Linked DNA regions of Homo sapiens: region 1 is linked to region 2. Evidence: chromatin loops called from intact Hi-C (ENCODE). Cell type or tissue: heart left ventricle. All regions are shown on one strand. Each heading gives the region's core, and the rest is flanking DNA. Links, peaks and the distances in the headings are about the cores only. Region 1 holds the start of LINC02371 (long intergenic non-protein coding RNA 2371). Region 2 overlaps TEAD4 (TEA domain transcription factor 4).

Region 1 (15,960 bases), core at 3,524-11,523, 290 kb after region 2:
TCACTGCTCAAGGAAATAAGAGAGGACACAAACAAATGGGAAAACATTCCATGCTCATGGATAGGAGGAATCAATATCGTGAAAGTGGCCATACTGCCCAAAGTAATTTATAGACAATGCTATCCCCATCAAGCTACCATTGACTTTCTTCACAGAATTAGAAAAAACTACTTCAAATTTCATATGGAACCAAAAAAGAGCCCATATAGCCAAGACAATCCTAAGCAAAAAGAACAAAGCTAGAGGCATCATGCTACCCGACTTCAAATTATATTACAAGTCTACAGTAACCAAAACAGCATGGTACCGGTACCAAAACAGATATATAGACCAGTGGAACAGAACAGAGGCCTCAGAAGTAACATCATACATTTACAACCATCTGATCTTTGAGAAACCTGACAAAAACAAGAAATGGGGAAAGGATTCACTATTTAATAAATGATGTTGGGAAAACTGGCTAGCCCTATGCCGAAAACAGAAACTGGATCCCTTCCTTACACCTTATACAAAAATTAACTCAAGACTGATTAAAGACTTAAACTTAATACCTAAAACTATAAAAACCATAGAAGAAAACCTAGGCAATACCATTAAGGACATAGGCATGGGCAAAGACTTCATGACTAAAACACTAAAAGCAATGGCAACAAAAGCCAAAATTGACCAATGGGATCTAATTAAACTAAAGAGCTTCTGCACAGCAAAAGAAACTATCATCAGAGTGAACAAGAAACCTACAGAATGGGAGAAAATTTTTGCTATCTATCCATCTGACAAAGGGCTAATATCCAGAATCTACAAAGAACTTAAACAAATTTACAAGAAAAAAACAACCCCATCAAAAAGTGGGTGAAGAATATGAATAGACAGTTCTCAAAAGAAGACATTTATGTGGCCAACAAACATATGAAAAAAAGCTCATCATCACGGGCCATTAGATAAATGGAAATCAAAACCACAATGAGATACCATCTCACTCCAGTTAGAGTGGTGATCATTAAAAAGTCAGGAAACAACAGATGCTGGAGAGGATGTGGAGAAATAGGAACACTTTTACACTGTTGGTGGGAGTGTAAATTCGTTCAACCGTTGTGGAAAACAGTGTGGCGATTCCTCAAGGATCTAGAACCAGAAATACCATTTGACCCAGTAATCCCGTTACTGAGTATATACCCAAAGGATTATAAATCATTCTACTTTAAAGACACATGCACACGTATGTTTATTGCAGCACTATTCACAATAGCAAAGACTTGGAACCAACCCAAATGCCCATGTATGATAGACTGGATAAAGACAATGTGGCACATGTACACTTTAAAATACTATGTAGCCATAAAAAAGGATGAGTTAATGTCCTTTGCAGGGACATGGATGAAGCTGGAAGCCATCATTTTCAGCAAACTAACACAGGAACAAAAAACCAAACACCGCATGTTCTCACTCACAAGCGGGAGTTGAACAATGAGAACACATGGACACGGGGAGAGGAACATCACACACCGGGCCAGTCTGGGGGTGGGGGAGCTAAAGAAGGGATACCATTATGAGAAATACCTAATGTAGATGACAGGTTAATGGGTGCAGCAAACCACCATGGCATGTGTATACCTTTGTAACAAACCTGCACGTTCTGCACATGTATTCCAGAACTTAAAGTATAATAAAAAAAATAATAAAAAAATTAGCCAGGCATGGTGGAGCATGCCTGTAGTCCCAGCTACTCGGGAGGTTGAGATGGGAGAATTACTCAAACCCTGGAGGCAGAGGTTGTAGTGAGTGAGATCACACCACAGCACTCCAGCCTGGGCGTCAGAGTGAGATCTGTTAAAAAAAAAAAAAAAAAGAAAGAAAGAAAAGAAAAAGAACATTCTTCAAAGACGCTAAGTGGTCTTTTCCTTAAATAGGGAGAAAGAAATTTTCCTTCTTTGGGGTAAATGCCAAAGAGTACAATTGCTGAGTCACATGGCAAGTGTATGTTTGGTTTTATAAGAAACTGCCAAAATATTTTCCACAGTGGCTGTGGGAAGGGAAGGGAAGGGAAGGGAAGAAAGGGAAGGTCTAGTCACACAAATGGTGCATGAGCTGTCCAGTTTCTTAGCATTCTTGCTAGCATTTGGTGTTTTAATTTTTTTTTTTTTGATGTTATCCATTCTAACAGGCATAGCAATAGCTCATGTGGCTTGAATTTCCATTCCCCTAAGGGGCTAATGGTGCTGATCATATTTATATGTGTGCATGTGCTGTTCACATCCTTTCTTTGGTGAAATGTCTATTCATGTCTTTTGCCCATTTTCTCATGGGATTGTTTTTTTTTTTTTTTTTGAGACGGAGTCTCGCTCTGTCACCCAGGCTGGAGTGCAGTGCTGTGATCTTGGCTCACTGCAACGTCTGCCTCCCGGGTTCAAGTGATTCTCCTGCCTCAGCTTCCTGAGTAGCTGGGACTACAGGCGTGTGCCACCACATCTGGCTAATTTTTTGTATTTTTAGTAGAGACGGGGTTTCACCATGTTAGCCAGGATGGTCTAGATCTCCTGACCTCATGTTCCTCCCACCTTGGCCTCCCAAAGTGCTGGGATTACAGGCATGAGCCACCGCGCCCGGCCGAGATTGTTTTTTTTTAAAATGTGTTGAGTTTTGAGAGTTCTTCATGGATTCTGGATATAAGTCTTTTGTCTGCTATATGGCTTGCAGATGTTTTCACTCAGTCTGTAGCATGTCTTTTCATCCTCTTAATAGGATCCTTCACAGATCAAGAGTCCCACATTTTGATGAAGTCCATGTTATAAGTTTTTCCACATATGAATTGTTATTTTGGTGTCATGTCTAAGAACTAGATGTTGAATATTTCTCCTATGTTTTCTTCTAAAAGTTTTATAGTCTTGCATGTTACATTTAAATCTGTGACCCTTTGGAACTAATTTTGATATTAGGAGGAATTTCAGGTTGAGGTTCAAATTTTGCACATGAAAATTCCATTATTCCCATAGCATTTGTGGAAAAAATGCCCTTTCTCTATTGAGTTACTTTTGCACCTTTGTCAGAAATCACTTGGCCATATTTGTGTAGATTCATTTCTGTACTCTGTATTCTGTTCCATTGGTCTCTGTGTCCATTCCTTCAATAAACCACATGATTGTGATTACTCTTGCATTAAAGTAGGACTTAAAATACTGTAGCACAGTATTTTCATCTAAATGAAACTAAATTCATCTTTTTACCTTCACTTTTGCATATAAATTTAAAAATCAGTTTGTCTATATAGACAAAATATCCTATGCTAGGATTTTGATGGATTTGTATTTAAGTTACAGATCAATCTGGGGAGAATTGAAATTTTTACTATGTTGAATCTTCCCATCCGTGAATATCTCTTCATTTATTTAGACCTTCTTTGATTTTGTTTATAGCACTTTTTAAGTTTTCAGAGTAGACAATCTTGTATACCTAAGAATTTCATTTTTCAGAAGTATTATAAATGTAATTTTTGCAACATTTAAAATTTCCAGTTATTTATTGCTAGCATGTAAGTATTGAATTTAGTATTGCATGTGTTGACCTTGTATTATTTCTGGGTTTTCGTCTCCCCCAAGAAAGTCAATTTTTTACACAAGGAAGTCACTCTGGTTCTCCCTCCATGTTTGTCTACGCAGTGTCCACCCTTCCAGGTGTAGGCAATTCCCTTATCTAGAGCTCAACCCCAGCCCTTGGGCCTTAACGGTGTGTGTCCTGGGGAGGTGGTTCAAGCATCCCCCGTCAATGTAGAGATGTGGCAGAAACCCGTTCACCTGTTATATTGGTATCTGGCTCCAGAAAGAAACGTTTCATTGCTTTGACATAAAAATAAATTGATGAATGAAGTTAAACCCAGAAGAAGCTTCGCAAAGAGGCCGTGTAAGCATCTGCCCATGGGACTCCCTTCCACGCACCGTCTTTCTCACTAGGTGTTGGGGAGGACAGGGAGCTGGGGCTGGGGAGGGCAGTGGGAAGAGGGAGCTTTGCTTAGTTACAGGGAAAGGTGCCCCATTCCTGACAGTTGTAGGACTCTTCTTTCCCTCCTATCTTCCCCCTCAACCTCTTCAAATCGTAGCCTCTGGAGAACCTGGACTCTGGCGGCTGAGGCCTCCCTGGGAGTGAGGTTTGGGCTTCCCCGCCTGCCTTTGCACAGCAGCCTGTGTCAGGTGGCACCTGGACAGCCTGAGGGGAGGGACATCAGCAGAGGGGGGACAGGGCGGCAGACACCCCCACATCCCACCAGCTAGGCTGAGGTGGCTGGGACAACACCCCCAGATGGAACGAGTACTCTTCTCACCTTCCCAAATAGATCTTTGAGATGTCAGCGGCTCCACCACACTGGTCACTGTAGGTGAGTGAGCTGAACACGTCCCTCCATGAACTGGGAAGAGACACAGAGGGAGTCAAACTATGCCCTTTTCTTGCCTCCATTCTCCCAGTCCTCTCTGTGCTGACATTTGCCTCAGAGGCAGATCTTGTTTAAAAAACAAAATTGGCCCAGGCTCCATCAGCAAGTAGTTTCCTCCCTTGGGATTTAAAGAGGTCTTCTGGGAATCAGCAGGCCCCTTTTGTGGCCTCTTTGCTGAATTGTTTCTAAATATATTTTAATTATTCTAGGCCTCTAGGGACAGAGATGCCGTCATCCTCCTTTGCCACCTTTTCTATGATGGTTTGATGAGGTTAAAAACCCCGACGACCAGGGTTCCACTCTATCCTTCTCCTAAACATTTGTTCTATTTCTTTGCCTTTAGGAGTGGTGGGTGTGTATTGTCAGGCCTATTGTAAAGGATGGTGTAAAGTAACCATCCAAAGGTTGGTTACTTTACACGTCCCTTTGGATGACTTCTGTACATAGCACTCTTGCTATGAGTAATTCCTTTGTAGAAATAGGCTCTATGGAGAATTGTCTCCTTGGACCCTTCATGTAGCTCACGACTTTTATTATGGAAATAAATGAATAAAAGCCTGCAATTGTGGACAGACACAAATATGCTTGGACATGGCTATCTCTGATCTTGTGTGGCTCAAAATAACTTACAGAGTCTTCATTTTCAGAGTGTTCTCACCCAAAAAGGTACCAACTTGGGCATGGAAAGACCTGTTTCTCCTGGACTCCTGGACGTGCCAGCCATCGAGACAGGGAAGACCCACTGATGTCTTCAGGATTTGTCCATCACCCTGGGGACTGTCTGGCCTGCTGGCAGGTGACAGTGGCCTGTCCAAAAGTGTGAGCTACCTGATGATGAACCAGATGCAAGGGCAGGACTGTCTTCTGAGAGATGTCTCCCCCTCGGTCCTTCTGTCACTTCAGACATTCCAGGTGGAAGGAGGCTCTTTGACCTGCAAAGCCAGCCAGAGAGCCAGGATCAGGGCAGGAAAACAGGACGCTGGCCTGTGACAATTCACACTCTGGTGGGGTGCCAGGAGCAGTAACTATGGCCCGAGACACTCCTCCTTTCCCCTCCCCTCGTCTGAGACGTATTCTGGTGTCCAGGGCTCATCCCTGCACACCCTGCCTTTGGAATGTTGTCTCCTTGCTTTGGAAATGCCCCCACTGTGTGGGGCTGATTTGAGGCAGGCCACAACGATTTCCCAATCATCCCTGACCAGTGTTCTCTAGGGAGTAACCACCGACCACATCCAGAAAGCGAGCGGTGCATTTACCTAGTGAGGCAGAGCGGAGGAAACCCCTCTTTGGAGATTGCCGGATGTCCCTCTTGTCCTCCTCTGGGAGCATCAGTTGCCGATTTTTGTCATCCTGGTAGGAGAGCCTGGAACAGAGAGCTCATGGGGCTTGTTCCTGGAGGCTGAGAAGTGGCCACCCATAGGGGCAGCTGCACCCCCAGAAAGCACTTTGCTCTGATCCTTAGTGAAGGGACGCCCACTTTGTGCTTACATGCAGGTTTGGGGAAGTTGCCTACCCAAGAAGTTCTGGCCTGCCCCTGGCATCTTCCAGGCCTGCTCAGTGGGAATGGCCAGCTCCTCACCCGCAGCCTGTCTCATAAGCCTGCAGTTCTGACTTGGGGCAGTGAAGGCACTCTGGGGTCAAAGGTGTTGAGAAAGCGGAAAGAATCCTAGGCCCATGAAGTTCTTTTGGGGAATGGCCTTGGCTCCCGTGTTTGCATGAGCTGATGCTGTTTTCCCCAGTGACCCTCAACTTTCACCCAAACTTATGCCCGTCCCCCGATTTCTCCCGCCCTGCCACCCCCTCATCAGCAAGAGCACATAAGCAGCTGCCTACAACCACTCTACGGTCACTCAGTAGGTGAACAGCAGGGCTGTGAGGGACCTCATGGGGCATCTAGTCTATGGCTTCCAGGCCTTTGATGGAAACTCGATGAGAAGTAGATTTGACAGCTTCTCATCACGCACAGACACACCTGATGGAATGAAGCCTCATGCCCTTTGCTTACCCTCAGTGCATGCATTGCACCCTGGTGAGTCCCAGTCCACTTTAGTCTGTTCTATTTTTATTAAAATTTTGATTCACAATCTCTGCTGGGTCAGCCTGCAGTTCAAGAAGCACAGCTGCATTCCAACCTCATTCCCAGATGAGACCACTGACTTGCTGGTCCCTGGTGCCACCCTACACCTCTGAGGGTGACTCCATGCCTGCTCATGGCACAGCACAGAGACTTGGATGATTTATAGATGTGCAGGAAGGCTGGTAGAGTGCAGACCGCAGTATTTATACCTTCAAGACTTGCTCTTACTCTCAGCTAGCTAAGGCCTCCCTATTATATTTTCTTCTTATGCAAATCACCCCGGCTCTTGCAGATCCAGCTAGTATTTGACCCTGTGCATGGTACCTACTAAGGTCACCCTGCCCTCAACCTTCTCTGAATGCCTGTACCCTTCGGGGTTCCGCCACTCTAGGGCAATTAATGAGAAACTCTCTGTGTTATCTTCCTCTCCTGAGACCCTCTTAGTTTACTAGTTTGTGGGATCTCCTTAAGGCATGATTTAGCAGGTGCCTCGGTGCACCAAGCACTCTAGAAAACCAACATAGGTTAAATTATATGCTTTTCCTGATTTCTAGGGAAGGTGGTCAGGTATTAATTTGTATTCCCTAAAAATCAATTTAGAGACTGTTATCTCATAAGGAGCTTTGGGTATTTCCCTTTTTTATATTGACTGTGTTTCACTTAGTCAGAAAAGTAGAAGGTCTGTCACCCCCACCGCCCCATTTTGCTGATGGGGACATGAAGGCACAGGGCAGTTGAGTGATTTGTCAAGCGCCGCTGGTTGGGACTCTTTCCATGCTTTTCCTTACTCACTCGATTCTTCTTTCTATGCTGGGGAAAAAGAGGTGCTTCTGCTACTCTTCCCATCCAGTTCCTGAGGAGAAAGCACTGGACCCCAGGAAGCCGCATGCTGTGCTGGCCTGGCTGCCGCTCTCCCCACACTCCTCAGGGTGGGGCACCTGGTGTCCCCTCCCACCACCTCCAGCCACACCTTTCCTGTCTTCAAAAGTCTGCAAGGCTAGTCCTTCCTCACTCTGACATCTTTTCAGGAAAGCTTCTAAACACTGTGTCTCAAACTGCTGTAAATGCCACCCACAGTCATAAGACGTTTCACAAGGTGACCCCCAGATACACACATCTATTGGCAATGAAACAAGTGTTTCCCAACACAGTGCTTACCTTTGTGACATTTGATGCATTCTGATAGTTTCTGTTGTGCTGTGCTGCGCTATGCTATTCTTCTAAGGGTTAGTCATAACCGACCAAATGGATGTCACCACCTTCTAATGGATCTAGATCCGCAGCTAAAATCCTCCAAAAATTCCAGCAAGGACAAAAATCTCAGGCCTGGCTTTGCCACCAGTGCCCTCTTCTGGGCAGCTTTATTATAAGCAGTGTCTTGAAACACTTGTGTAATTGTCAATAGATGTATGTGTACACTGAATCTCACCAGAAAACATTTTTATGACTGTTGGTTACAGCCTAAAACGTTTAAGAAACAATGTTTAGGAATTTTTCTGGTCAGGAAAGCCCAAACTAAAAAGCATCGTGTGTGCGTGTGTGTGCGTGCGCGCGTGTGTGTGTGTGTGTGTGATGGGGGCTCCCGCTCCCCTAAGGAGATAACAGAGGCTGTGCAGATGTTTTCTCTGTGATCTCCTCTCCAGCAAATTATGCCCAGAGGAGGGATCTCAGGGACCTGCCCCTGCCTCCTCACATCTGTTCCCACACCAGGGCTTGGCTGGGAGAGGGCAGCTCACATCTCTGTGGAGAGCAGGCTGGGCTCACTGCAGGACTCCTATGTTGTGGGTTCATCTTCACTTCATAGGTTTTGTCCTGGGACCCAACCCCCCTCCTGACATGCCATGGCTGTCTGGCTTTCCTGGAAGTGACACCTACAATATCCAAGACGGAGAAAAACATCAGGAACTGCCAACACTTTTCCTCTTTCCTCAGTAAGCAATGCATTAAACATGCACACATGTGACATGCACACACACGTGCACATCTGCACACATGTGCACACACGTACACATCTGCACACATGCACACACGTGCACAGCTACACACATGCGAACAGGTACACACCTGCACACACGCATACACACATGCACACATGCACACATGTGCAAACACGCATACACACGTGCACATCTGTACACACGTGCACACCTGCACACATGCACACACGTGGACATCTACACACATGCACACACAGTACACATGTGCGCACACACCTGCACACATGCACACACACATACATGCACATCTGCACACATACACACATGCACACACACGTACATATCTGCACACACGCACACACGTGGACATCTGCACACACTCATACATACATGCACACATGCACACTCACATACACATCTGCACACATGCATACACACGTGCACATCTGCACACACATGCGGACATGCATGCAATTACTGTGGCCTTGTACTCCTGTGGTGGCTGATGAAGCCATGGATCCATGGAAGTGTTAAGATTAGGGTGAGGCCTCCATGTGGCAGGTTGTCTGGTGTGGAGCCAAGGAGATCTGAGTCCTGACCTCAATTCACTTATCCCTTGGTCCAAGTCACTTAGTGCACCCCTTGCCTTAGTTTCCCTTTATATGAAATTGAAGTGACATTTGTCCTGCCTGACCCAGAGGCCTATAGTGAGTCACAAATGAGGCGACAGACGAGACAGTGCTTTGAGACTGGGAAGAGACAGCTTTGACAGTGGGTCCTGGGCTGTGCCATAAAGGGCAGGGTGGGCCTGTGAGGAGGCTGCTGTCCCACCCCCAGCTGCAATAGCAGGGTCTTTGGGCATTTGTTTGACACAGCTGAGATGTCCCTGGCATCTTATTTTGATGGTGCCCTTGATTCTGACACCAGCTCCCTAGAGTAAAGGCACAGGCAGGAAGCTACCTAGAGGGGTTTGCAACTCTCCCACACCAGGACGTGCCTTTCCCTGCTGGGATAGGGTCTTCTGCTCACAGGGTTGTGTCTTCTTTAGCTCTGGGCCACAAGATCTTCCTTTTCCCATCTGTGCTCAGCTCAGTGCCTCCCTCTGTCTTGCTTCTGACCCACTTTACCCTCAGACCCCTGAGGGCATCAGGGAAATATCCTGGTCCATCCTCTCAGAGCTGAAAGCTGGATCAGTGCCCCTGGCTTTGAGCCTCTCAGGCAGGGTAGGGGCAGTTCTTTCTCGGGTCGGCCTACAGATCGCCACCTGCCCCACAGTGGAAGGAAAGATGAGAGGTGGGAGCTCCAGGAGGATTGGGAGGGGAGGGAGGTGGAGTGGGCTTTGGTGAGGCACGGAGGGAGGAGCTGGAGACACAGAGCAGCAGCAGGCAGGCAGCAGCACTTCTGGGGCCACGGGGAACAGACTTGCTGGTCCATCCTCACCACAAGAAATGCCAGGGCCTCAGCTGCTTTAGCCTTGAGCTGTGACGCAGAGGACAAGGCCCGGGAGCTGGAACGCGGGCTATGTTTCTCTTCACCAAGCTGAAGCTTGGCACCCTGTGTGTTGTTTGTACCCACTGCAGTGGGCAGAGGGAACCGACACTTCATGAGCACTGACTGTGTGCTGGGCACTGTGCCGGGTGCTTTGCATGTATTTTGCTATGTGGAGAGATGTATCTGTGGGGACAAGAAAATCCCCTGGAGTCTCCTCCCCCAACTCCTCTAAACATCCCTCTCCTCTTATGTCACAGAGAACAAAGCTTCACATGAAAATGCCCTTAGAGGGCAGGGACTTAATTCACCCTGAGATGCTAAAGACGGACATGGAGCCCTCCTTAAGCAGAAGCTTCATGAGGCCAGAGGGGAGAAGGGGTATGGGGACCGAGCCAGGACCTCTCTGGAATGAGAGTCTCCTGACCTACTTTCAAGCAAGGCAAGTCGGAGAATTCCTTTCTGACCATGCTCAGGGGAGAAAGGAGAAGTGTGGGTCAGAGAGTGACCTTCTTGCTCCTGCCGTTTTCTCCATCTGCTTCCATAGAAAATACTCAGGAGGCCAAGGGGCCATATGTTGGGGTAATGGGTTCTGGGCCCTGACACTGTCCTCCTACCTCTCTGACCATTTCCTCTCTCTTCCTTTGTGGACTTCTCTCGCAGGTGTCCATCTCTGTCCATCACGGGGACTCCGCCAGGGAGGGTGGGAGGAGGAAGCCAGGGATCTGGGGTGATCTGAGGGCAGCCTGAGAGGATTGAATGAGAGGGAGGGGGCAGGAGTGAGGGCCAGCTGCATTGATTACATTGATTCATATGAAATTGCTGATATTTGATCATTTTTACCTCTAAAAATCATAATTTCATCTGGTTCAAACTAAAACGTCAAAGCTTGCTTCAGTAAGGCTCATGTCCCACTGGACTTGTAGCCAGACGGTTGGGAGTGCAGGGTGCTTACAGGAAGGTGACTGGAAACCCTGCCGCAGGGCTCCTCTGCACACTTTGTAGCATCGCGGTTACAGAAGAGAGGTGCAGGGGACTCATGGGGAATCCTATATAGCCACAAAGTCACGCTTTTCCAGCTGAAAAGTGTATAGCTGACTGAAAACATCTGTCACTATTGCAGGAGGACAGAGAAGTACAGCAAATCTCTGCATCTCCAAGACTGGGAAGCCATCTCTGGGGTGATCTTGCAGAGCAGGCCCTGTAGTTCCATCGTTGTGTGGATCTGCACAGCAGGCTGTAATGCAGAGCCACTGCTGGAGCTTTAGAAATAGAGTTGTCAAATGGGTGGTTCTTCAAAGATATGCCTACAAAGTTCTCTGCAAAAACAAAAGGCTTGCTATAAGGAAGACTCCACTGCAGGGCAGCGGATGAGCAGCTTACCACCTGTGGATCTTAGTCAAGTCAATCTCTCTGAGCCTGTTTCCTCATCTATAAACGGGGATGATAATGCCTACCTCTTAAAGACTGTGCATAGCTTGCTTGGGCTGTCATACTGAATATCACAGACTGGGTAGCTTAAATAACAGAAATGCATTTTCTCCCAGTTCTGGAGGCTGGAAGTCTGAGATTCAGATGCTGTCAGGGTTGTTTTCTGGGGAGGGGTCTCTTCCTGGCTTGTGGATGGCTGCCTTCTTGCTGTGTCCTCACGTGGCCTCTTCTCTATGTACACGCAGAGAAAGACATCTGTAACATCTGTTCCTTTTCCTGTAAGGACACTAGTCCTGTCAGATTAAGGTCTCATGCTTACAACCTCATTTAACCTTTATACCTCCCTATAGCCCCTATCTTCAAGTAGTCATATTAAGGGTCAGGGTTTCCATATGTTAATTTTAGGGGGACACAAATCGATTCATTATAGACTGTTTTGAGGCTCACAGGACATAGATTATGCTCCGAAAATGGTAACTCTTTGGATATGCGTCATCCAGGAGGCCTAACAGGTTGCAGGGAATGAGGCTGATGAAGAAAAATCTGACCAAAGACCAAGATATCCCCAGGTCCTTGGAAGAGAACTGAACATGAGCACCAGATCCCACTCGACAGCATCAATATTTCACCGCACCTGGATTTATGCTTGAATCCACTGTTTAATAACTACCTGTGGCTTTCTTTCCTTAGTGCCAACTTCTCTCTCACTTCCTGGATTCAGTCACCCCCCACCAACTGTGCCTTGTCTCCTTCCCTGCTAGTCAATGAGCTCAGGCCTCTGTCCTTGATGGCTTGGCTGTGAACAATAGCTTCCTGCCTGAACTTTTGCCTTTATCCACTCAAATCCACTCACACCACAGACAGGCTGATCATGTACAATGTAGACTAGATCCTGTCACTTCCTTATTTGAAATGTTTCAGTGACTTCTATGATTTTAAGATAAACCCAAGCTTGTTAACAGGCTCACAAGGCCGACACCACCCACTCTAACCCCCATGTCCCTTGGCCTGGGTGCTTGCCACTCACCTACAAGTTTCACCCTCAGACTCAGATGCTCCTGGGTCTCTGCCTCTTTCTCTGCCCACTCCTGTTTGCTCCCACATCCTTGCCCCGGTCTGACTTTTCAGATCCCAGATTCCAAGTCACACCACCCTCTGGGGCCTTTTCTTGGAGTTGGGTCAGGCTTCATGTGTCCACGGGGCACCTGTTCCTCCTGTCCTGACGGTTACCTCACCGCACTGATTCTCTGTCCGCTTTAGGCTCTGAGCTCCAGGAGACGGTTGGCTGTGCCTACAGTTTTGTTTATCGTGGTCCCTGGCACAGCGTCTGGTCCAGAACAGATGCTCAAGTACTGGCTGAATAAATTTTCCTTTATGAATCATTTTTAATATTTCTGCTCCTATGTTCACAGAAGGCTTATTCGCAATAGCCCAAAGGTAGAGACCACTCAAGCATTCCCTGATGAATGAATATATAAAAGTGTGGTCTACTCATACAATGGAATATTATCTACCCTTGAAAGGGGATGGAATTCTGACACATGCTATGACATGGATGAACCTTGAGGGCATCACGTGAAGTGAAATAAGCCAGACACAAAGGAACAAATATTGTATGAATTCACTTCTCCTTCTCCTTCTTCTTCTCCTTTTTTGAGACAGAGTCTTGCTCTGTTGCCCAGGCTGGAGTGCAGTGGCGTGATCTCAGCTCACTGCAACCTCCGCCTCCCAGGTTCAAGCAATTTTCCTGCCTCAGCCTCCCGAGTGGTGACAGTTGCCCAACAATGTGAACATGCTTAATGCCACTGTGTCATGTTGCCCAAAATGGGTAAGATGGTAAATTCTGTGTTACGTATATTTTACCCCAATAAAAATAACTGTACTAAAACACTGTTTATGCAATTCCAAGTGACAAAACTAAAACCCCCAGGTAATACTGTAGAGAGACAGAAATGGATCAGGGTCCCCTGCTAGGGGCTGTGGTCAAGATTCCAGAGCCCATGGTGGGCAGGTCGCATAAAGGTCCCCACCATGGCTGGTCTTAATGCCACTAGATGGCCTCAGGTTACTCTTCCACCTGCTCCAGACCCAGCTGCTCATTTTTGTGTTCATGTCAACTGAGATATTTAAAAAGAACACCCAGGGCTTCATGAAACTGTTCTTAGAGTCTACTCACCAGGCTGCCTGCTAAGCAAGAGTGCCTTGAAATAGGCTTTGCTGCAGGTCCAGAAAGGAAACGTCCTTAAAGGCCCAGCAGCAGACTGTTTCCAAAGATGACCATACCTGCAGCTCCCATCTGGCAGGATTTTTGCAAGAAGATCTTATCTCTCCTCCTATCAAGGGGGAGCGTCTGTCAGCATCCCTTTCCCTTCCCCTTCCCCTGAGTCTGAGACTGCAGAAGTGAGGTTGAGTGGCTTCTGAGGCCGTGCCATGACAGAAATCCTGTCTCTGGGGACACCAGTTGCCACACAACGAAGAAACTCAAGATAAGAGATTGAGTTAGGAAGTGTCCACTCTCACCACTCCTATTTAACATAGTACTGAAAGTCCCAGCCAGAGCAATCAGGCAAGGGGTCGGGGTGGGGGGACGTGTATGGACCAGGCAGGCATCGTGTGAGTGATCCTCAGCTTAGCCCAGCTGCTGGCCACTGGGACTTCATTCAAGAACACCCAGGCTGACGCTATGTGGGACAGAGTAGGCCAGCCAGATGCAGCCCCACCTGCTGGCCCATGAATCATTAGGAATAATCCACCATCACAGAAGTGCCTTGATAGGATTTCCTGCAACTTCAGGAAGGAAACGTCCTTAAAGTCCCCAGTGGCAGACTGTTTCCAAAGATGACCATACCCGCAGCTCCCGCCTGGTAGGAGTTTTGCAAGGAGACCTTATCTCTCCTGCCATCAAGGGGTATGGGAATAGAGAACCAAAACCATGTTTTCTACCAAATGGAACACACAGAGCGTAGAACTGTATTGCAGAGCACTCTGGCACGCCCCCTCCACCTTGTATTCCCTGTGATGCTATTAAACAAGAAACAAAAAACAACAACAACAACAAAAGGATATCAGCCTGCAGCTCCTCATCCCATGCTTCACCTGTTTCGTCTCTCTGTGCAGGTGTCTGGTGTGTGTCGGTAGGCACGCACAGTTGGCCATGCTGTTTGTCAAGCATGTAACATCTGTGGTTTTCCCTTTTGACTTTATATCATTCATTTACACACTTGACAAACATTTATTGAGAGCTTCTCTATGCCCATCACTGGGGATTTAGAATTAAATGGCTACATATTGTTTTTTCACACTTTGGGCTATAATTTATATCATCATTGCCTTGAAATTGCTTTTTGAGTTAAATACAAACTGAACCAGGTGTGTCTCTCCTTGTCTTTCTAGAACTTTTAGCTCCAAAGACTTTATGGTCGCTTATACTATGATCTGTGGTATCAAACTATAAAGTAACCATTAAAACTATGGGGAAAGGAAAAGAAATGTACCATGAACCCAGTGTAATAGAATTAGTCTAACTACCCATGTAGCTCTGCTATTCCAGGCAAGATAAAAACAAAGCACAACAGTGAATTAGTCATTCACATTGCTTAATTACAGCAGCACATCACCTGCCTGAAGAAGAGGGCGGTCAGACCTCACCAGGTGGGAGCAGTTGAGGGTGAATCTGAGGTGAGGAGCTGAAGGCAGCATGGAGGCTGGTGTCCGCTCTGCCAAGGGGCTTGGCTGTGAAGAGGACAGAGAGAGAGGGTATGTTGTGGTGGGGATGGGTGGTGAGATGGGAGACACTCTTTGGCTGCAGATGGGAAGACTGTAGAGGTAGAAATTGAGAATTTAGAGGGAGGGGGCTGACGAATGGTGCAGGGTCTCTGAGGAGGTCTGGGGCTGAGAACTGGAACACCCCCTGGACGGGCCTTCAAAGAGATGAGTTGCAGTATTTCCGCCTTGTGACAAGGGGGAAGAAAAAGGAGGTTTGTGGGTTTGGAAGGGTAGAAAACAGGCGCTTCCTGGCCGGCAGTTTCTGTTTTTTCAGTTTAAAGTATGAGAGGAGATGAGAGTGTGGGAGAGGGGAGTTGGAGGTTTGAAAGAAATGGAAAAAGTGCTGATACCCTTGTGGGACCTGCTGATGGTCTATTCCAGGTCAGACTGCCGCACATCTGAATCTAGGGGCAGATGGAAGAAAAAAACAGGTCCCAACAAGAGCATCCCCAGGGCCTTCGCCCAGTCTTCAGAGCAGGCCCCTGATCCCATAAACACCTGCCTTCTAAACTCTTGGAGATTAGGCCTTCAGGCTCTCCTGCACCTGCTTTTCTGAGCGTGGTGATTCGTGGAGACTTAGAGACAGGCAGGAGGCTCAGCTCATGGGGCCGCTTGGAAGATTCTGCAGGGTGGAGCAGTTGGTGGGAGGGGAGAGGTTGTCCTTTGAGTAGGAGACCTAAGGAGGAGAGGGAACAAGAGCCAGCCCATTCTGGAGGCTGCCCCCTTGATTCCGCCTGTGATCGGCTTGAATGTGATCTGATCCTTGGGAGTAAATTTAAAATATGCCGAGTCTTAGGTAGCTTTTAAAGAGACTCTTCAGCACTAGCTGAGATCAT
Region 2 (15,960 bases), core at 271-8,270:
GCACTGTGTGGAGTAATGTCTCCTCCCTGGTGCTGGCCGGGCATCTGGCTGCATTTGGCATGAGGAAGGCTATCAATAACTGACAGACTGTGAGAGTAGGACTTCATTAATTCAGACCAATCTGGGGAAGGGGTGAGGAGAGGGACGAAGACTGGCCTGCACGGTGAGGAGGTTTAACAAGTGTGTGGGCGGCACAGGGCCCCGGACTCTCAGAGTCCACAGGTGCTTTGGGTTGGAGGCCTTCAGTCCCAGCTCCTTGTCACTGCCACTACGCAGCGGGCCCAGAACACAGGGTGCTGCAGGAGACCGTGTCACGGACAGTGAAGATAACTTGGCCCTTGTTTAGGGCCAAAATACAGAGGATTTTATCACAACCCCCCAGACACGCACCGGAAAGCAGGGTGCCTGGGTGGGGATTCACCTGCGCTTATGCTCCTCACCACTGCCCTGCACTGCCCTTGGCCGGGGGTTTAGCAGAGTGGGAGAAACCATAAAAGGCAGGCCTGAATTTTCTGTAACTTCCATTAGAGCAGGGTCTCCAGGGTACCCATAAGCAGAAAATCAGGGAAGGAACAGTTTTAGGCATTCATGGAGTTCAAAGTGAGCAGGGGACAGAGATCTTAGCCCTGCTTCTGCACTAATGAGCTGTGTGACCATGTGCGGGCGATTGGTGGGAGGCCTCCGCTCTCTCTGGGCCTCCACTGTGAAGCCAGAGGGCTGGACTAGGTAGATGCCCAGGGCTCTGCCTGTGCTGCGGCTCTGCTCTTGGAGAGGACCGGGGGTGCCTGCAAGGACGTGCTTGGAAGATCCTGAAAGGGCAGCAATGGCTCTGGTTAGCTGGGCAGGACACTGGTGCCAAGGGGAGTGTGGGAGGCACACAGCACTGACAGCAGACAGGGAAGGCAACAAGGGATTATCCTGGCTCCCTAACGGAGGGCATTCCTCCTGAAAGCAAATGGAAGCCATGCCCAGCAAACACAGACCACTGCCACCGGCCCTCACCCGCCAGGGTGGCCTCCTACCTCAACTTTCTCCACCACCTGCTTGCCGAAAGAGCAGACCTTCGTGGAGCAGGTGATGATCATGTTCTCGGGGCTCTCATACTGGCTGGAGACCCCATAGAAGGAGCTGCCTTCATCCTCGATGTTGGTGTTGAGGTCTGCCTGGAGGGAGACAGTGGGAAGGCGAGGGAGTGTCAGCAGGTGCCATGTCAGACGGGAGCATCAAGGAGACCTCAGGGTCCCGGTCCCGGCTCTAGGGCTGGGAAGAAATCAGACTGAGGGTAGACAGTAGGACGCCAGAAAGCTTCCACATTCCTCTACATCTCTGCCTGGTACAAAATCAGGTCGTGTTGCCTAAATCATGGGAAAAGAGGACACTGGGACCCACACAGTTTCAGGCCACTGCTGCCTGCCCAGATATTAACACACCCAGCAGGTGGGAGCCCCAGATTCCATCTTTAAGATTTCAAGTTTCATAGTCTAAGACTTTGTTCTTGTTAAACTGCAAAGGTTTGAATCTCTACCAGTCAGCTCTATTTTAGTTTGAATGCGTCTATCAGAATTATTCCAGAGTCAATTTTGATAGTGCAGGAAGCATGAGAACAGAAAACCAGGGCAAGAGACCGGCAGTGGGGAGGGTGGAAGGGGTGAATGCTGCTCCTGTCTCATCCTCTTGTCTCGCCAGAGACCTGATCGATGCTCCCTCAGAAACGGCTCTGGGGCTGGCCTCTTCCCCCTCTAGGCACTGCTGGGTCCCGTCACCTTGGATCTTTTGACATCTCTGCTTCAGCCTCCAGAGCAATCTCCCCAGCACCAGCTGTCCCTCCCTTTGGTTCATTCTCTTAACTGCCCCGGGAATCTCTTCAGAAGTCAAGTCACTTCACCGTCTCATTGAGCCATTTAGCCACAAGGGACAGGAGTCTTGGTCCCCGGCCTGGCTCACAAGGCCCTTCACAGGCCCAGACACTGGTCCTCTAGGTCAGCTTCTCACCTTGCCTCAGACAGGCTGCTCTTCCTTCCCCTGATGAAAACAGAGCCCAGGGGGCCTCCTGCTGGATGTGGGGCTGATCTGAAACTTCCCTTCTAGAAAAGGCGGAGTAAGACTCTGTGCTGATCTCACACCCAAAACCACGGCCTCGGTTTTATCCATGAGGGGTCCTGACTGTTAGCCTTGCCCAACACCATCCAACTAGTAAGTGAAAGACCCCAGGTCTTCAGCCTCCAACCCCAATACTTGTCCCAAACCAGCAGAGTGCCACAGCGAAGAAAGGAAGGCACCAGATGAGACAATTTGGTGCTTTGGGGACTCTGAGGCAGGAATTGTATTCCTGAAGCCCTACGCCTTAGGGGTCCCCATGCCCAGAACTCCAGCCCCACATCAAATCACCCCATCTGAGCCAGGGGTGCTAAGAGAACAAGTCAAGACTCAGAAACAACGCACAGGCACATTACAAAGGCTTATTCTCAGGGGAGGCCGCTCCTCCCACCCACACCCCGGTCTGAAATCACTGCAAGCTGTGCCCAGAGCGCAGCCCTACGAATGCAGTAAAGCGTCAGGCCTTGGTCAAGGTTCTGACACCAAGGACTCTTCTGTGCAAAGATAAGGGGATCCCTAGAACCCCAGGAAGGTTTTGGTCAGATTCAGAGCCAGGCACCAAGCAATTCTACTACTGGCCATGAGGGGACACTCAATCGTTATTTTTCTCTCCTTTGGAGAAGTTTTCCCAGAGCAGGACCTTTCTCTAGACTGGCGGTGGGTGTTGATTGTCTATAGCACAATAGAAACATTATGTAGCCACAAAAAAACGCTGAGAAGGACCTGCATTTATTATCATGGATGACTACAAACACACTGAGTGGGAAAGCAGGCTACGGAGCAGAATGAGGGTGGATTACGTTTATGATGAGGAAAAAAAGGCTGTTTTCATGCTGAAACAGAATGGCATATGGTTCAGTGCACCTGCCTCGGCTTTGATGAGGCCTTTAGGGAAAAAAAGCATTCGTGTCAATGCTCAGCCTCTGAAACAGACAGCAGCATTTATCCTAAACACCCTCCACTACCACCCCTGAGCTGGCCTCAGTCTCCCCACTCTGTCTCCATCTGTGATGCTGGGAGGGAGGGGATGACACATTGTAGGCAGGGTGCCCAGGATGGCATGGCAGAGGTGGCTGAGGCCTCTGCCGGACTAGATTTAACTGTGGCTGTGACTGGCCGAAGGTCTTACAGGCAAATATAAGGTGAATGGGACCAGAACCCAGGCTTTCGGGCTCCTGTTTTCTTCTTCTTCTTCTTTTTTTTTTTTTTTGTTAAAGACAGAATCTTGTTCTGTCACTCAGGCTGGAGTACAGTGGTATGATCACGGCTCACTGCAGCCTCGAACTCCTGGATTCAAGCAGTCTTCCCACCTCAGCCTCCTGAGTAGCCAGGATTATAGGCATGTGCCACCACACCTGGCTAATTTTTAAATTTTTTGTAGAGGCAGGGTCTCGCTGTTTCCTAGGCTGGTCTCAAACTCTTGACCTCAAGTGATCCTCTCACCTTGGCCTCCCAAAGTGTTGGGATTGCAGGTGTGAACCACTGCACCTGGCCTGTCTCCTATTTTCTCGAAGTCACCTGCTCCTCCTAGGAGACTGACTTTGTCAGACTGTTCCTAAAAAGGGCCTGGGGGACAGTTTGTGTGCTCAGGACATATTCTGTAGCTGGAAGCACAGGGCAAAAATGTGAACAATGCCTGAAATGCCGCTGGCAGGAAGCCCAGCTGCCTGGGAAGGATGCACTGGACATGGTGGGGAACACCAAGAGGTGAGGCCAGGCATCAATGGTGGTGACCCTCAGATTTTAACCGCGCATGGTCCCTCTGATCAATGCCACATTCATGTGCCATCTACGACACATCCTGATTCTTTGAAATCAACTCACTTTTATTCCTTAATTCCATTCTAAGCAATAAATCCATGAAATCAAGGATTCTATTCTTTCTAATATATATGAAAATAACTATATAACTATTTTTTTAATTTTATTTTTTGAGACGGAATCTCGCTCTGTCGCCTGGGCTGGAGTGTGGTGGTGCAATCTCAGCTCACTGCAACCTTCGCCTGCCGGGTTCAAGTGATTCTTCTGCCTCAGCCTCCTGAGTAGCTGAGATTACAGGTGCCCACCACCACGCTCGGCTAGTTTTTGTATTTTTTTTTTTTAGTAGAGGTGGGGTTTCACCATATCGGCCAGGCTGGTCACGAACTCCTGGCCTCAAGTGATCCACCTGCCTCGGCCTCCCAAAGTGTTGGGATTATAGGCGTGAGCCACCGCGTCTGGCCTATAACTATTTTCCATATTTTCAAATAAAGTTATTTTAAAACACAGGGATAGGGCTTCGCCATGTTGCCCAGGCTGGTCTCGAACTCCTGGGCTCAAGTGATCCTCCTGCCTCAGCTTCCCAAAGTGGGGGGATTACAAGAATGAGCCACTGAGCCTGGGCAACTACTTAACTATTTAAAAAAATGCATATTCACGTGCCATCTTAGAAGAATCCAGTGTGCCAAGCTGGGAAGGACTGGCATCCACACCTCCCAGCTCTTCCAGACACACAGAGGCAGCGGCTGCCCCCAGCCCCCAGGAGCAATTGGCAGATCCCCCTCTATTACCCTGCTTGTCATAATCTGTCCAGATGTCCTTGCCCCCTTCCAGATACGATGCTCCCTGGAGGCAAGAACTAAGCTCTCCCAGGGCCTTAGTAGGGTGGGCCTTCAATCAAGGTTGCAGGCGGCTGTTCACCCTCTCACCTCCGGGTGGCACCAGTGGGAAGAGCAAGGTCCCTCAGGCGCAAGCAGGAACCTACCCTGTCCTGCTCACCCTGAGAGTTCTGCGCCCCAGCTCCACCCCCATCTCAGATACACTCTTCTGTCATCAGCTCCCACTCCCTGGCTCTTCCCATCGCTCAGGTGCCCATTTGTCCAGCCCAGGCCAGCAGTGCTAGAGGCAGGGGGGCCCAGAGAGGTTGAGACATTGTTTCTGCTCTCAGGGAATTTATAATCGGGAGAACAAATAGAATGCAAGTGCTAGGGTTGAGCAATGGGTCAGGGGGAGAAAGAGAGATCCCACAATCAGCCCCAGAACTCATGTTCACACTGCATAAACCCGGAACACACCAGCCGGCGACACGGACGAACCGCCCCAGAGCACCTCGACTCGTCCTCAGTGCCTGGATCCTTCTAATTACAGCCTCACCCCTTCTCCTGCAGCTATACTCCTTCCTGACATTTCCTGTCCACCCTCATATCCCCCCACACTGAGCAACCACCCAAAACAAGCTACGCTTCTTGGCCTAAGAAAAAATGAGAGCTGCCCCGGTCCCCTGCCCTGTGAGTGCCCCCTTGCAACCCTCCCTCCGCCCTATTCATAGCTGTGCGTGCGGGTGGGCAGCTGTGCCTGGAACAGGTGTGGGGGATCGGGTGACTGACAGATGAGCAGAGACAGCCGCAGCCCGGGTGTGGGGGCCTGGAGGGGCTCAGATTCATTGTCATGTGCTGGTATGTGCCTGGGAGAAATGTCAGGGACTGAAAGGGAAGAGCAGGCTGAGATGGGAGGAAGGCCTGGGGTACTCTGCTGCCTCCACGGTGCAGCCCGGCTCTGCCTGGCATTTCCAATGTGCAGAGCGGCGTTAATGGCCACCAAAGGCCCCCTCTCACCGGCCCCAGAGACAGGTGGCCTCTGCTGGACTTGCGGGGCTCTGGGGGAGGAAGGGAGCTTCATCGCATCAGTCCCTCGCTCCAGGCCCCGTGGCGCTCAGCAGATAGGGCTGAGGCTGTGCACAGCCCTAGCAGCCTCAGCCCTTCAGGCTGGCAGATGCCACTTCTAGCTGGAAATGTGTCCCAGCAGTCCGAGAGTCTATGAATGACCACCACAGCGCCCTCAGTAAGAGCAGTAACTCAGGGGACAGGCAGGGAGGCTGGACTGGAGACGGACAAGTCCTCCTCCCACTCCAAGGGGGTTCTGATTGCCTCTCCAGCACACACATTCAGGGCCTGGGAGCCAGGACTGAGAAAACAGCCAGGCAGGAAAAGAAAGGCTCCGGGAGAGGCGACACCGTTTCCTTGCCTGAGCAGTTTTCCTTCCTAACTGTGTGTGGCCAAGTTCACACCAGCTGATGGAGGGGGAAGGCGGGACCAGGCCAGGGAGCAGAAGACAGGAGCTTCCCGATGCGGGGGGAGCCGGGGCAGCCTGTGAGGACCCACGATTGACGCAAAGTCTCATTGTCAGCAAACACGAATATGTACCTTTCCCCGTCACATATGTGTCTTCCTCTGGTGCCTCTGCCCGCCCCACACATGCGGAGGAGGGAGCAGATGACCGCCAAGGTGCCCTGGCCTCCGGCGCTCCCTCATCTCTGATTTCACCTGCCCAGGCCGCTGGCACTCAGAGGGCTCAGGCAAGGGGTGGGGCAAGGGCAGGCCACAGCCCCCCACTCAGTACCAGCCGGCCACATACACGGGGTCTTCAGCGACACAGCCCCTGGCAGGTCCCCAAGATCAAACTGCTGACTATTCACACAAAGAAGCAGAGGCACAGAGAAGCCAATATTTGCCCAGGACACAGTTCTCAAGTGGTAGAACTGAGACTCTGCCCCAGCTGGGGCCAACTGCTGCCCACCGTGCCCTGCCATGACACATCAGAAGGGCCTTGCTGGGGGGCACACCACAGCCCCCTGTCCAGCGGCTCCTGTCCCAGGACCCCGAGACTCGCGCTGGATCCTCCCATCCAGAGTGCGAGCTCCTGGAAGCCGAGGGCCGCGCTGGGTCCGTACAGCACACGGCTGGAGCACACGGTCCACAAGGGAACCTGCTGAATCCCATGTCTTTGGCACCAGCTGTCCCAACCCTCTCTTCTCCCATCAACCCCCACCTCCAAACTCCCCTAAGAGTCAGAAAGAAAGAGAGGACACAGGCCACTACCAAGTTTGGAAAAGTACCTTCTAGGTCCTCCTTCCTTCCTGGCAACCTTAGTCTCCACGCAGGGCCACTGCCCTATTTTCTGGAAGGGATATCTGAGGTCGAGAACGCCCAAGAAGCCCAAGGGGCTGGCTCTACATTGACTGCACAGAGCTAAGTCTGCTCTCCCCACGCTGCCACTGCCTGCTGTTCCTCAGGGGGCTGGGGATCTGTTTTAGACAATTCAGAGCCTTCTCCAGTGGGAGCAGGAGAAGCTCCAGGATGCTGCATGGAGGGCAGCCAGTGACTTCGCAAGGAGGACTGTTTAGTATGGTGGCTCCAAGCACACACCCTGGGGTCAGGCTGCTCAGGTATGGACCCGTGGTCTGGTATGGGTCTGGTACTATGAACTGGGCAACCTTTGGCAGGTGATTCTACCTGTCTGTACCTCAGTTTCCCCTCTGCAGATGAGGTTATCCAGTCTTGGCTGTGGTGAGGATGAGACGTGTGACTGTATGTAACGTGGTGAGAAGAGTGCAGCTGTCATCTCTCTCAGTCTATCTGGGCCCATCTATCTCACAGCATGTATCCAACAGGAGTGCCCACAGGACAGAGGTCACCCTGGCTGGGGGACTCAGGGCCAGGCCCTGCTTACTCCATGCCTCAGTTTCCCCTACTTGTGAAACAAGAGACCTAGGATGGTCCTTATCTGGAGGGTGGCTAGAAGAACACAGAATATCACCAATAGCTAAAGGCAGGAGCTAGTGCAAGAGGGTCCCGGACATGCCACCTCCCGCTCCAAGGCAGTGTTCCCATGAGTGCTTCCTGCCACTGCCAACTGGGTCTCCGCTCTGACCCCAACTGTATCCCCAGGGTCCTGAGCCATGCCGGGAAAGAGCCACAGATCAGCTCGCCTAAGCTCCTTCCGCTGAGTCAGGGCTGAGCCTGGACAGGCCGGGGGCGGTGAGTGCTCAAGCAAGGGTGAAGGCTTCTCCAGGGGGCTGGGGGCCCCCTCAGACTCACAGCAGGGTTGGGAAGCGCCACTGCCAGCTGTACAGGTTCCAATTCCCACAACCGGGGCTGGACGGGAGACTGGGAGATGATTTAAGCCCCTCCTGAGAAAAAGTGGACAGCATCCTGCCTCCCACGCCACACCCTGAAGCCAGCCTCTCGGCCGAGGTCCTCAGGAGGCACATGCGTCTTGCCTGGTCTCCACTGCAGGAGTCTCACACCTGCTTCCAGTCTGGGTGCCAGAGTTAACCAACTAAGCACAACCCTGGCCACGTCCTGCCCTGTTCGAAAACCTTAAATGACTCCTCATCGCTTAAGGAGAAGGGCTAACAAATATTTCCCTGGCTACGCACGTGGCCATGACCGTCCACCCAGCACTCCTCCCTGCTAGAGCCTTCTCAGCCCAGCACTCCAAACAGCGACTGCCGACCCCTTCGAAGTGGCACACAGGTCACCCCATCATCCTGGACACCTGGCTAAAGGTGGGAGACTGACTACCCCAGTTTATTTTTTCCCCTTCCAGAGACCCAGCTAGAAGGACAACAGCAAGTAACTTTAAACAATATGCAGCACCACAAAGATAAAGAAAACAAAGAGACCAGCTGACAAGAGAGCTGGGCAAGCTTTGGAGACTCAAAGCTGATTAGGACCACACTGGATTCCACGGGGTAGAGAAAGCAAAAAGAGTCACAACCTACCAATATCTTCAGGGGTGACAGATAAGAAGCTGAGCTGCGTGGCTCGGAGCTGGAGGGAACAGGATTTGTCCCCAGGAACTGACAAAAAGTCTGTACACTGGACAGTCCAGCCCCCAGGCCCACCCCTCCCATGCATCGGTAGAAGATCAAAGGGTCAGCCGGGTATGGTGGCTCCTGCCCGTAATCCCATTACTTTGGGAGGCTGAGGCAGGAGAATGGCTTAAGCCCAGGAGTTTAAAACCAGTCTGGGCAACATAGCAAGACCCTGTCTCTATGAAATTAAAAATTAAAAAACACACCAACAAACAAAAAAACTTTTTAAAGAGGACCAAAGGGTGACCATCTTCAGAAATTAAACAGGAGGGCAACAGGTCTCAGGGACACAGGGCTTATTCAAAAGAGAGGGAAGAGGGGGAGTAAGAACAGGAGAGTTAAGTGAAAGCCAGCATCAGAAATGGTCAGGGCCCCTACCCCCGACCCTTTATCCCACTACCAGAACACTTGTGACCAAGTATGTCCCTTCCAGGGAAATTAGATGAATCGTCTCTGGAGAAACTAAATCACCTCAGGGGGAAAAAAAAGTCCAGTAAACACACATATTTATTGATTTCCCCAATAAAACAGCTAGCTCCCCAAGCCCAATCACCCTAAAGCGAAACCCACCAGGTGACAAGTCCTACCTTGCACGAAGAGCTCCCAGTCACTACTAAATATAACCAGAACAAATAACAAAAGGAAAACTTGATAAACTGGACATCATCAACACTAGAAACGTTTGTGCATCAAAGGACACTACTAGGAATGTGAAAAGGGGCCAGGCACAGTGGCTCACACCTGTAATCCCAGCACTTTGGAAGGCTGAGGCAGGAGGATCACTTGAGGCCAGGAGTTCAAGACCAGCCTGGGCAACATAGTGACACCCTCTATAAAAAATTTAAATAAAAATAAAAACTTGGGCCGGGCGCGGTGGCTCACGCCTGTAATCCCAGCACTTTGGGAGGCCGAGGCTGGTGGATCACGAGGTCAGGAGATCGAGACCATCCTGGCTAACACAGTGAAACCCCGTCTCTACTAAAAATACAAAAAAATTAGCTGGGCGTGGTGGCGGGCGCCTGAAGTCCCAGCTACCTGGGAGGCTGAGGCACAAGAATGGCGTGAACCCGGGAGGCGGAGCTTGCAGTGAGCCGAGATCATGCCACTGCACTCCGGCCTGGGTGACAGAGTGAGACTTCATCTCAAAAAAAAAAAAAAAAAAAAAATTGGCCAGGCGTAGTAGTGCATGCCTCTAGTCCCAGCTACTCAAGAAGTTGAGGCGGGAGGATCACTTGAGCCCAAGTTCAAGGTTGCAGTGAGCAATAATCATGCCAGTGCACTCCAGCCTGGAAGACACAGCAAGACCCTGTCTCTGAAGAAAAAAAGAAAAAAGAATGTGAAAAGACATTCAACAGAATGGGAAATAATAATTACAAATCATATAACTGATAAGGAACTTTCATCCAGAACTAAGAACTCATAATTCAATAATAAAAAATAACCCAATTTATTATAAAAATGGGCAATGGGGTTGGGGACAGCGGCTCACACGTGTAATCCCAGCACTTTGGGAGGTTGAGGCAGGCGAATCGCTTGAGCTCAGGAGTTCAAGACCAGCCTGGACAACATGGTAAAACCCCGCCTTTACCAAAAATACAAAAATGAGCTGGGCATGGTGGTGCGTGCCTGTAATTCCAGCTACTCAGAAGGCTGAGGTACGAGAATCAGTTGAACCTGGGAGGCAGAGGTTGCAGTGAGCCAAAATTACGCCGCTGTACTCCAGCCTAGGTGACAGAGAAAGACTGTCTCAAAAAAAAAAGGGCAATGGACCTAAATTTCTGAATTGGCATTTCTACAAAGAAGATATACGAATGGCCAGTAAGCACATGAAAAGATGCTTACCATCATCAGTCATCAGGGAAATGCAGATAAAAACCACAATGAGATACCACTTCACATTTGCTAGGATGGCTACAATCAGAGAATATCAAGTGTTGGTGAGGATGTGGAGAAAATAGGATCCTCATACCCTCATACCCTGCAGGTGGGAACAGAAAACGGTGCAGCCACTTCGGAAGACTCTTGGGAGTGCCTCAGAAAGTGAAAGAGAGTTGCCATATGACCCAGTAATTCCAGACATAAGCATATGGAAATGAAAATGAACGTCCACACAAACACTGGTACGTAATGTTCACAGTAGCACTACTCCTAACAGCCAAGAGGAGACAACCCAAATGCCCATGAACTGATGAATGGATAAACAATGTGGACTCTCCGTACATTTGGCCATAAAAAGGAACGTACGTGCTACAACATGGTTGAACCTTGAAAACACTATGCCAAGTTCAAGAAGCCAGTCACAAAAGACCACATCCTCCACAAACCCTTTTATACAAAATGTCCAGAATAGGCAAAGCTTCAAAGACAGAAAGTAGATTATTGCACAGGGCTGGGGGGTAGGAGTGGGGAGTGACAGCTAAAGGGAACAGGGCTTATTTTCGGGATGATGAAAATGTTCTAAAATTGATTGTGGTGATGGTTGCACAACTTTGTGAATATACTTAAAAACTCGGAATTGTATACTTTATTTTTTGAGATGGGATCTTGCTCTGTCACCCAGGCTGCAGTGCAGTGGTGTGATCTCAGCTTACTACAACCTCTGCCTCCCAGGCTCAAGCGATCTTCCCATCTCAGCCACCTGAGTAGCTTGGATTACAGGCACGCACCACCATGCCTGGCTAATTTTGGTATTTTTAGGAGAGATGGGGTTTTGCCATGTTGGCCAAGCTGGTCCCCAACTCATGGACTCAAGCAATCCACCCGCCTCGTCCTCCCAAAGTGTAGGGGTTACTGGCACATGCCATCACGCCTGACTAATTTTTGTATTATTTTTGTGGAGACAGGTTTTTGTCATGTGCCCAGGCTGGTCTCAAACTCCTGAGCTCAAGCAATCTGTCTGCTTCGGCCTCCCAAACTGCTGGGATTAAGATGTGAGCCACTGTGCGTGGCCTGTATGTTTTAAGTAGGTGAACTGTAAGGTAAGTTAATTACATTGCAAGAAAGCTGTTAAAAAAATACAGACAGGCAGCTAAGAACTAAAGACACCAAAGAAAACCCTCCAGCTGGAAAGACAAGGACCAAAACAAACAGAAAAACGGAATTAAAAAGAAACAAAGACAAAGAAAGGAGCAGGAGGCTGGGTGTGGTGGCTCACGCCTGTAAATCTATCACTTGAGGTCAGGAGTTCGAGACCAGCCTGGCCAACATAGCGAAACCCCTCTCTCTACTAAAAATACAAAAATTAGCCAAGCGTGGTAGCGGGCACCTGTAATCCCAGCTACTTGGGAGGCTGAGGCAGGAGAATTGCTTGAATAGGGAGGCGGAGGTTGCAGTGAGCCGAGATCACACCACTGCACTCCAACCTGGGCAACACAGCAAAACTTAGTCTGGGCGTGGGTTGGGGGAGGGTTAGGAGCAGGAGAAAACTTAAGAAGTAACACTTACTTCATACCTTTAAGAAAAAGAGGAGAAAAACTACATCCATCAAACATCTTGATGCAATCACAGAACAAGAAGGAGCTCTGGAAAATTAAAATGTCAGAGCCGAAATTAAATATTCAACAGAAGGTGTGGCAGAGATGCTGCTGTATTCCACTCATCTAATTCACCCTTAACTGTAGGATGCACACTTTATAAACTACCCAGAAAAAACAAAATGTCATCAACTGAACTAAGATACATCCATAAAAGGATGTATGCAGCTTCTTCTACAGTATTACAGCTCTGATTTTATTCAGAACAGCAACTTACCCAACTAAAAAAGTACCTTTCCCGGGTTCCTTACGGCAAGATGCAGCCACACAACTAATTATGGGGCTTCCCAGCAGGCCCCTTACAGGGAGCTAAACTGGCTTCTTTTGATGGTTGGAAGATGGCTACAGTGGCTGGAACTCCAGCAGTCATGACCCTGAGTACAGAAGTCATACACTGAGGACAGCAGATAGAGAGAAGCCAGGTCCCTCATGATGTCAGGAGCACTGGGCCAGCACTGGACAGTCTTTACCTCCAGACTTCCTTGATGTGAAAGAAAAACTATTTATGCCACTGTTTCTTTGGGGTTTGTGTGATATGCACTTGGACACAACCTTAACTAATTCAGAAAAGAGTCAGAATACAAAATTAAGGAAATCGCTAAGAAAACAGACCAAGATTGAAAATAAATGGTAAAAATCGTAGAGGATAAGTCCAAGAAAATAAAGAAATGGTAAACATCATAGAGGGTTCCAACATCATAACAGAGATTCCTGGAAAAGAAAACAGAAAACAGAGGGAAATAAATTATCAAAGAAATAATACGAGTACATTTCCTAAAACTGAAAGACTCATCTCACAGTTAAAAGTGCCTACCAAGTACCTGGCTCAAGACGGGGAAGTAAAACAACACATATCCCAAAGCTCACCAATGTGAAACTGGCCATTAGGGAGAAAGAAGAAACATTACAACTTCCAGAGGAAAAAAAAAAGTTACATAATAAAGGATAGGGAATTAGAATGCTATCAGACTATTTATGTCAGAAGATAATGACAAATGCACTAAAGAATGATCCTCGAAAATCATTTCTAGGCCAGGCACGATAGCTCATACCTGTAATCCCAGCAATTTGGAAGGCCGAGGCAGGAGGATCACTTGAGACCAGGAGTTCAAGACCAGCCTGGCCAACACTGAAAAATCCCATCTCTCTTAAAAATACAAAAATTAGCCAGGCCTGGTGGCACACGACTGTAATCCCAGCTACCTGCAAGGGTGAGGCATGAGAATTGCTTGAACCTGGGAGGTGGAGGTTGCAATAAGCCAAGATTGCGCCACTGCACTCCAGCCTAGGCAACAGAGCGAAACTCCATCTCGAAACAAGACCCTGTCTCAAAAAAAAAAAAGTCATCATTTTCTAGGGAAAATGATGTATGATCTAGATTCTTTATCCAGACTACCAATACCAATCAGTCAAGTATAAGGATATAATAAAAATAATGACATTTCAAAGAAGCAAGGTCATTTATGTACCATGCATCTTTTCTTAGAAGGTACTAGAGGATGTGTTCCCACAAAATGAAGGGGTTATACCAATAAAGAGAGAAATGCAAGAGCTAGGAAATTGTATCAATATAGGGGAGGCTCAGGATGACAACTGTAGGGCAAGCCTAGAGAATAACATGCTCAGGCCGGGCGCAGTGGCTCACACCTGTAATCCCAGCACTGGGAGGCTGAGGTGGGCAGATCGCCTGAGGTCAGGAGTTCAAGACCAGGCTGGCCAACACGGTGAAACCTTGTCTCTACAAAAAGACAAAAATTAGCCAGCCATGATGGTGGGTGCCTGTAATCCCAGCTACTCGGGAGGCTGAGGCAGGGGAATTGCTTGAACCAGGGAGGTACAGGTTGTAGTGAGCCGAGATCGCGCCACTACACTCTAGCCTGGGCGACAGAGTAAGACTCTGTCTCAAAAAAAAAAAAAAAGAATAACACGTTCAAACTGGAGCAGAACAGAGGCAGCCAGGAGAAAGATCTCCAGAAGAAAGGAGAAATTGATAAATTATCTAACAGTTTTGAATATTTGGGGGAAAAAAATTTTAATTTTATATGGTGGTTCTGATGGAGCAATTTGTAAAATTTTAAGAATAGGCTTATTAAAAAATATGCAAGAGCCATTTATTTGCAGGAAAAAAAAGTTGTACAAGAGGTAAAAATGTAATCATAATACCCTTCTTGACTCTTTGTACTTTTGTTTTGTTTTTTGTTTTTTTGTTTTGAGGCAGGGTCTTGCTCTGTCACCCGGCTGGAATGCAATGGTGCGATTTTGGCTCACTGCAACCTCTGCCTCCCAGGCTCAAGCAATCCTCCTACTTCAGCCTCCTGAGTAGCTGAGACCACAGGCACACACCACCACACCCAGCTACTTTTTGTATAGATGGGGTTTCATCATGTTGCCCAGGCTGGTCTTGAACTCAAGTAATCTGCCCACGTTGGGCTCCCAAAGTGCTGGGATCACAGGGATGAACCACCACACCCAGCCCGTTCTTGGCTCTTTGGTGTTCAATCTACATTGTCAAAAAATGTGAACATTACTTTGGGAGGCTGAGGCGGGCAGATCACGAGGTCAGGAGATCGAGACCATCCTGGCTAACACGGTGAAACCCCGTCTCTACTAAAAAAATACAAAAAATTAGCCAGGCGTGGTGGCGGGTGCCTGTAGTCCCAGCTACTCGGGAGGCTGAGGCAGGAGAATGGCGTGAACCCGGGAGGCGGAGCTTGCAGTGAGCCAAGATCACGCCACTGCACCTCTAGCCTGGGTGGCAGAGCGAGACTCAAAAAAAAAAAGTGAACATTTTATGACTTTTACTAAATTAAATAACTTATTGGATATTATTACATTGGGATGATGAGGGGGAAAAGTGATGTAACACAGCTAATTTTTTCTACCATAATGAAATGAAAATATAATGTCTTAATCCTGACATCGAGATACAGCAATATAAGCATATTACTTAGAACTAAAGAGATAAAGCCCAAAATAAACAGCTGAAATTTGCAGTGACTACCTTTGGGGATTGGGATTTGGGTGTGGGGAGGAGTAGGACAAGAATATGATGCTTTTCACTTTTTTTTTTTTTTTTGAGACAGTCTCGCTCTGTTGCCCAGGCTGGAATGCAGTGGCCGCCATCTCTGCTCACTGCAACCTCCGCCTCCCACGTTCAAGCGATTACTCCTGCCTCAGCCTCTTGAGTAGCTGGGATTACAGGCGTGTGCCACCACGCCTGTCTAATTTTTTTTTTTTTTTTTAAGTAGAGATAGGGTTTCACCATGTTAGTCAAGCTGTTCTTGAACTCCTGGCCTTGTGATCTGCCCGCCTCAGCCTCCCAAAGTGCTGGGATTACAGGCATGAGCCACCGCAACTGGCCCTTCATTCTCTTTCGTTAAATAAGGCTCCTGGTATTAATTAACATTTTAACCATGAACATGCATTGATTTAAAAAGAAGACCAAGTAAAATAAAATACTACTTATTTTTCATTCCAGAACAGGTTAAAACTCAAACTTTAGTATGATCAAGACCTTCCAGAACCTAACTCACTCTCCCAGTTGTCTCCTCTTATTCCCTCTTTACCTACGGCTTCAACTTCACTCCAGAGCCCACTTCCTTCTGCCTTTACTACTCATGCACTCCCAGGCCGCAACAGCCTTTCCCATCTCTGCCAATAGATGTGCCCATCCCTCAGGCCAGGGTCCAACTTCCA

Evidence for each region. Hi-C counts contacts between places; a loop is a spot of excess contacts. Peaks named below come from ENCODE experiments on the same cell type or tissue, not always from the same donor. Only the 100,000 strongest peaks of a DNase experiment are listed, where the experiment ranks them.
Region 1: a loop joins it to region 2, with 4 times the contacts of the local background. A loop is called at or near these places in 7 of 110 quality-filtered maps.

The regions. Positions count from the first base shown.
Region 1 is chr12:2,731,903-2,747,862 of GRCh38, reverse strand. It overlaps LINC02371 (long intergenic non-protein coding RNA 2371), which reads right to left and starts at 7,788. Exons shown (of 5, transcript NR_186579.1): 1 at 7,662-7,788; 2 at 5,683-5,789; 3 at 5,255-5,358; 4 at 4,316-4,399; 5 at 1,201-1,827. It overlaps ITFG2-AS1 (ITFG2 antisense RNA 1), which reads left to right. Exons shown (of 4, transcript NR_146317.1): 4 at 5,074-5,237. It also overlaps the pseudogene LOC100422463. In heart left ventricle, for the core only: a CTCF peak has its summit at 7,854 (motif pointing left); no DNase peak of the experiment used is centred there; H3K27me3 peaks cover 301 bases.
Region 2 is chr12:3,023,171-3,039,130 of GRCh38, reverse strand. TEAD4 (TEA domain transcription factor 4) reads right to left here. Exons shown (of 13, transcript NM_003213.4): 11 at 1,023-1,163. Among named protein-coding and RNA genes, the nearest start is that of TSPAN9, 46 kb to the left of the region's middle. RefSeq lists an enhancer at 6,405-6,966. In heart left ventricle, for the core only: CTCF peaks have their summits at 2,660 and 4,783 (motif pointing right); DNase peaks (open chromatin) are centred at 4,800 and 6,190; H3K27ac peaks cover 1,208 bases.